Linked DNA regions of Homo sapiens: region 1 is linked to region 2. Evidence: chromatin contacts called from ENCODE Hi-C or POLR2A ChIA-PET data. All regions are on one chromosome and are shown on one strand. The core of a region is the stretch at or near the end of the contact, and the rest is flanking DNA. Distances in the headings are between cores, read along the strand shown.

Region 1 (2,700 bases), core at 32-2,531, 38 kb before region 2:
CTTCATTTCTTTTTCCCTCCCTCCCTCCTTCCTTCCTCCCTCCCCTCCCTCTCTGCTTCCCTTCCTTCCCTCCCTCCTTTCCTTCCTTCCCTTCCTTCCTTCCCCCCTCCCTCCCTCCCTCTCTCTCTCTCTTCCTTCCTTCTTTCCCTTCCTGCCTCCTTTACTTCTTCCTTTTCCTCCTTCTTTCCTTCCTTTTCTCCCTCTCTTCTTCCCCTCCCTCCATCCTTTCTTTCTTCCCCTTTGATCTTTTTTGTCTCTCAGCAACAATGGACCTCCAGTCGGCCCTGCTTTTTTCCCAGGAATGTTTATGGCACTCTTTCCCACTTGTTTTTATTTCCAAACGTGTAACAGGCCACCCATCAAAGGATGGAATAGGGAAGAAAGTGAGAAGAGAGAGGTCGAGGGAGCAGTCATCGGGTAGCTGCTCCTGGCCTTTGAGTAAGCCGTTTGCCCACTCGATTTGTCAGTTTGTTTGGCCCTCGATGGGGAGGCATCCATCCTTGACCCTCGGAGAGTCCTGAGAGACAGGAGGAGAGGGGTTCTCCATGGCAGTGAGGGGTTCCCTAGCAGGGACCCTAGAGAGAAACGGCTCCAGACCAGGCTTTCCCGGCTCGGTGCTGCTGACAGTCGGGCTGGTCTGCTGTGGGGCCGTCCTGTGCACTGTAGGATGTCTAGTGACACCCCAACCTTAAACTGTGACAAACAAAATTGAACCCAGACTTGGCCAGGTGTTCCCTGGACACAAAATCACCACTGGCTGAGAACCACAGGTCTCCGTGTCCAGAGGCCCTGCAGGGTGCCCCATGGCCAGTGGCTGTGTGGACTTGGTGGCCCATAAGAGGCTCTCGGTGACGCGGGGCTGCAGCACATCACACGACATGGAGCAGATCCGCCAGCGAGGCCCCGACCCAGGAGAGACTCTGCCCCACAGCAGCAGGTGTGAGGCAGCCCCCCACTCCTGGGCCAGGAGCGTCATCGCCCAGAAGGCCCGTGTGGGTGTCCTGGAGTGGGTGTGGCCTCCTCTGATTACTCAGAAAGGCAGCAGAGGTGCAGAGAAGCCTCTGGGGCCTGCTGCTCTGTGTCCTGTGGCAGCATCAGCCCCTGCGGCGGAGGGAGAGATGCCGGGACAGGCAGTAGTGTGAGTGTTTCCAGCCATCAGGTTCTGTAGGGGAGCACGCAGTCCCAGGGGAGGCCCACTTGGGTCCCAGCGGACCGTTAAGAAAGCTCTCCTCTATGGCTGCCCGAACTGTGGTGGGTATGGCCTGACCTTGACTTCCTGTACACTTTCATTTTTCATTTTTTTTTCCTGGTTCTTGGCTCTGGAAAAAGTGGGAAAACATATACAGTGACCATACTGTTGACGTCTCAGTCAGAGAAGAGGAACGATTTCACAGTAGCTGGGGGAAAGCGCTGGATACCACGTGCACTCATAAATCACGCCCACGTTTATGCATCTGCGGATGTGGGGCCGCAGATATTTTTCCTTTCTGAAGAAGAGAATTTAAGCTCTAGAAACTCTGACAAGGCCCCAGTAAATGGGGGCTTTTCTCCTGCCTGCTAAGGGCAGCTTTCAGAAGAGACGTTTGTCAAATGGAACCCGAGTCACCTTTTCCTGCTCTGCTGGATGGGCAGGAGCCGGGCACACCAGGGCAGGAGTCTCCCCTCTGAAGACCTGACCCCTGGGGAAGGCAAGCAAGATTTTCTTGCAAAAAGTTCATGGAATTAGAGACAAGCAAGGTGTCTTCCTGGGGACGCTCGTGGTACCGTAGCAGCAAGGGCCGTGGCAGGCACAGCATAGGGACTTGACAGGCATCGAACGAGTGACTTCGTGTTCCCAAATTGGCAGGATGGTTGACTTCTGTGTGCGGAACATTTCCCATCGCCCATCTGGCAGCCACGTGCTTCTGCCCCGTCACTGTCACTCCCTCTCTGAGTCGAGCTCGCAGTCACTAGGCTGCGAAATGACTGCTGAATACACTATCGATCAAACAGCACATGTTTTGAACATCTATCATGTATATGCCACTGGGTTAAGACCTAGAAAGTATATGGGGCTTTGGGGAGGGGAAGGAGGTTCTTTTAGGAAGGAGGGCAAATGCATGGCACACCTAACCCCACCCTCCCCTCCCATGCTCCTAGCAGACACTGCTAAACCATCACCACATGTGGCGCTTCAGAATGCTGGTTGACAGAGAGCTCTGGGCTGCTCCTCCTTGGGAAGGGCTTTCTGTGATATGGCTCTGGGAGGTAAGGGGCCACCCACTTGACTAGCCAGATGTGCCACAGGGATCCTGGTGATCAATGGTGTAAAAGACATCACAGAGCAATCACCCACATGTCACCCTATTCTGCTATTCTGAGTATTAGAGACCTTTAGGAGGTCATTACAGCAGTGGCGGTGAGAGAATTAGAGGCCTTTGGGAAGACACCCACCCCTCATAATACAAAGAATCTTAAGAGGCAAAGTCACAGATGATGACGGCCAGTTGAGACCATGACAGTAGGCCCAGGCTTTCTGTGGTATGGCGGCTCACCTCCACAAAGGCAACCCTGAAAGACTTCCTGGAGGTGGTGATGTGCCATTGCGTTAGCAGTTTCCCCTCTCCTAGGTGAGACAGTGCCAAATTCCTACTCCTTACCGGAGCCTTCCAGACCTTACCGTTTTCCAGCCAAAGTGGCCTTGGGCGCATGCCTAGAACT
Region 2 (2,700 bases), core at 1-2,500:
ATGGCTGGGAGCCAGTTTAGAGGCTGCCTACCATGCTGGGAGAAAACCAAAAGTTTTATTTAGGATATGATAAGTTTTCGATGCCTCTGAATAATCTATTAAGATTGCAGCATGGGTGAGGGTAGATAGGTTGTTGAATGTTGAATGAATGAATGAATGAAGGAAAGAATGGAGAGATGAGTAGGTGGGCTGATAGATCGATGGATGGATAGTCCACTGCTAAAGGCTGGTTCTGACAAAATCACTCAAAAGATCCCTGCCCTGGGTTCCCCAAGGATACGTTCTTTCCGAAGTAGAGGCGTTCATAGCATTTGCCCTGTGACAGACCCTCCTGCTTCCCTCCCCGATCCCCTTCCTGCATGGATTGAGCTCTTGGGAAGATGAGCTCAGAGGTGGTTTTCTGCCTGGACAAATGGAAACATGGGCTTCCATCCTGCGAAAGAAACATATCAGTGTGCTGGGCTCCACAGAGGGAAGCACTGGCAGCCTTAGAGAGCCGCTGATAGATCCTGGAATTCCACCCGCCAAGTCGTCAACTCCAGGCCAACGAGCTTGAATTATGACAGAGGGATTAGGAGCCGGTGGAAACTTGGAGGTCACCCATGAAGACATCTGAACATTTGTTTTGTAGCTATAGCCTCCTTTTTCAGCTGCGTGGTACACTTAATCCAACATGAAGTATTGCATATTAAATGCTCTCCCTGACTATGGATCTTCTCCTTTTCAAACGATCCTTGGCACCCAGTGGGTACTTTCTCTGATTGCTCTTGGCGTGTGTGATTGTACGTGGCTCAAGCCAAGCCTTTTGCATTTTGCACTTCGTTTTCTCTCAGGAATCTGTGCTGGGATGCTGGCTGGAATGAGAGCTGGGGAGCCTGAAGTATGCCCCGTGCCTGTCAGTTAAACAGTGAGGCAGCCCCTCTGAGACGGGTTCCCGAGTGCTGGAGAGCAGGACCGACAAGATAATTGGTGTGGGAAGGGCAAGACAGACGCTTTTCCAGATTAGTTGGGCTACCGGGGGTGAAGACGCTGAGCTTCAAAAGAAGCCTCCCAAACTTAAGGCTATTAAGTTATTATGGCTGATTACATTCAGAGGGGCCTCGGATGGCAGGCCTCTAATTGGCAGCACTCCTGTGATTCTTATGGGAACCGGGCTGGGATGGGGAAGGCTGAGATCACTGAGAAATGCAGCCCCGCCCGGCAGAGGCCAGATGAACTGGGGACATGAATTATTATTCTGACATCGTGGCAGGCCCATCTGCAATCCCTTACAGTCTTTTGTTCCCAGCGGCCCTCGGCACAGCTGACCCTGGGCTCTTCGCAGGCTGCCCCCATCCACCAGTCGGGGGAGGCCAAGACAAAGGTCAGGGGGCTGCTGAGGACCGGGAGTCTCCATCGGCCTTGCTGGCCACACACCCCCCCGCTTCCCTCCAATTCTTCCTCCATCCAGAAATGTATATTGAAGACTCAGAGGCGGTGAGGAAGCCAGCAGCTGGCGAGATGGAGAAGGGCTCCTCGTCAGAGAAAGCTGTCTGCATACCAGGCTGAGAAAACAGAGACTAGCAATGGAGCCCCGGAACTTCCCAGAGGAAGAGGCTATGGAGCGTTACTTGCATAGCAACCCTACTGTTTTCATTTCGGTTGTATGTTTATGTGGAGTGCCTTGGGGGTGTCTCATTTTATAGGTTTGGCTGCTACAACAGAGAGTCCTAAAAAAATTATGGCTGAAACAGCACAGAAATCCATTTCTCTCTCTCCCATAAAGGTCCAAGTTCACAGTCCAGAGCCGGTGGGGCAGCTCTACCGTCATCAGAGACCCGGGTCCCTTCTACCTCATTTCTCCATTTCTCATGCACACGGCTTCCAATTCAAGATACAAAATGGCTGCTCCAGTTCCGACCATTACATCTGCATTCCAGCAAGTGGGAAAGAATAAAGGGGCAAGGAATGGGCTTGCCTCTTCCCTTTCAACAGCATGATTTGGAAATGGCTCAGACCACTTCCATTCATATCACATTGGCCCAGATCTACATGTGAGCACGTCTAGCTGCAAGGCTGGTTGGGAAGTGTGCTCTTTATTTCTGGTGATCATGTGTCCAGATACATTCTATAAAATTAGAAGAAGGGAAAAAGAGCAGTCGATTCCACAGACAAATTTGATGGAAGCAGGGTGAAAACAACAGCCTCCAGCTTGAGTCTCTCTTGGGTATGTCCTTGGGCTGTAGGGGTGACACCCTTCCTTTCTGTTGGCATTCAAGGTAGTATGCAAAATCCTCCTTGTCCAGGCAGACTTCTGGGATGAATGACTCAGGTCATTGGCCAACTGGTCAACCTCATCTCTCCCTGTAACCACCCCCCCAGACCCCCTCCCTCCACAACCCTCTCTCTACCAGGTGCTTGGCTATTTTGGAGCCCAGGCATTTCTGTCGAGTCCGTACCAGCATCCGCAGCAGACTCTCTGTTTCCTGAGCCAGAGATCCCATTGACTCTTTAGTGTGTACCAAATCCACACTGCCAGCCCCATACCTACATCCCCAAGCGCTAAACACCTGGGACTGAGTGCTCTGATCATCTGTAGGAGAAAGCATACCCTACCATCTCAGTGTTCAGAGCTCTGCGAGGGCAGGGACCTCATCTTATTTACCGTTTTATTCCCAGAGCTCAGCACAGGCCTGGCAGGCACAGTCACTTAGTAAGTAT

Evidence for each region. A loop is a pair of places that touch in the nucleus more often than their neighbours do. ChIA-PET counts read pairs that join two places held with the same protein, here RNA polymerase II (POLR2A). Pooled maps may share reads with other maps.
Region 1: a loop to region 2 is called in a map of breast epithelium, with 32 times the contacts of the local background. The contact joins the promoter of LINC01711 here to the enhancer-like site in region 2. A Hi-C loop is called at or near these places in 3 of 168 maps with a recorded cell type or tissue (GM12878, breast epithelium and sigmoid colon) and 2 of 50 pooled maps. POLR2A ChIA-PET finds 5 or more read pairs at or near these places in 5 of 52 experiments (AG04449, HEK293, PC-9 and 2 more).

What each region holds. Positions count from the first base shown.
Region 1 is chr20:58,633,353-58,636,052 of GRCh38, reverse strand. LINC01711 (long intergenic non-protein coding RNA 1711) reads right to left here and starts at 1,281. Exons shown (of 1, transcript NR_125359.1): 1 at 315-1,281. RefSeq lists enhancers at 1,058-1,127, 1,148-1,277.
Region 2 is chr20:58,595,628-58,598,327 of GRCh38, reverse strand. All of the region lies in intron 6 of APCDD1L-DT (APCDD1L divergent transcript), which reads right to left. Among named protein-coding and RNA genes, the nearest start is that of LINC01711, 38 kb to the left of the region's middle. Within about 2 kb of position 1,250, at least 9 of the 41 ENCODE cell types and tissues checked have a DNase peak (open chromatin) inside an H3K27ac peak, as active enhancers do; they include sigmoid colon, where a contact is called at or near this core.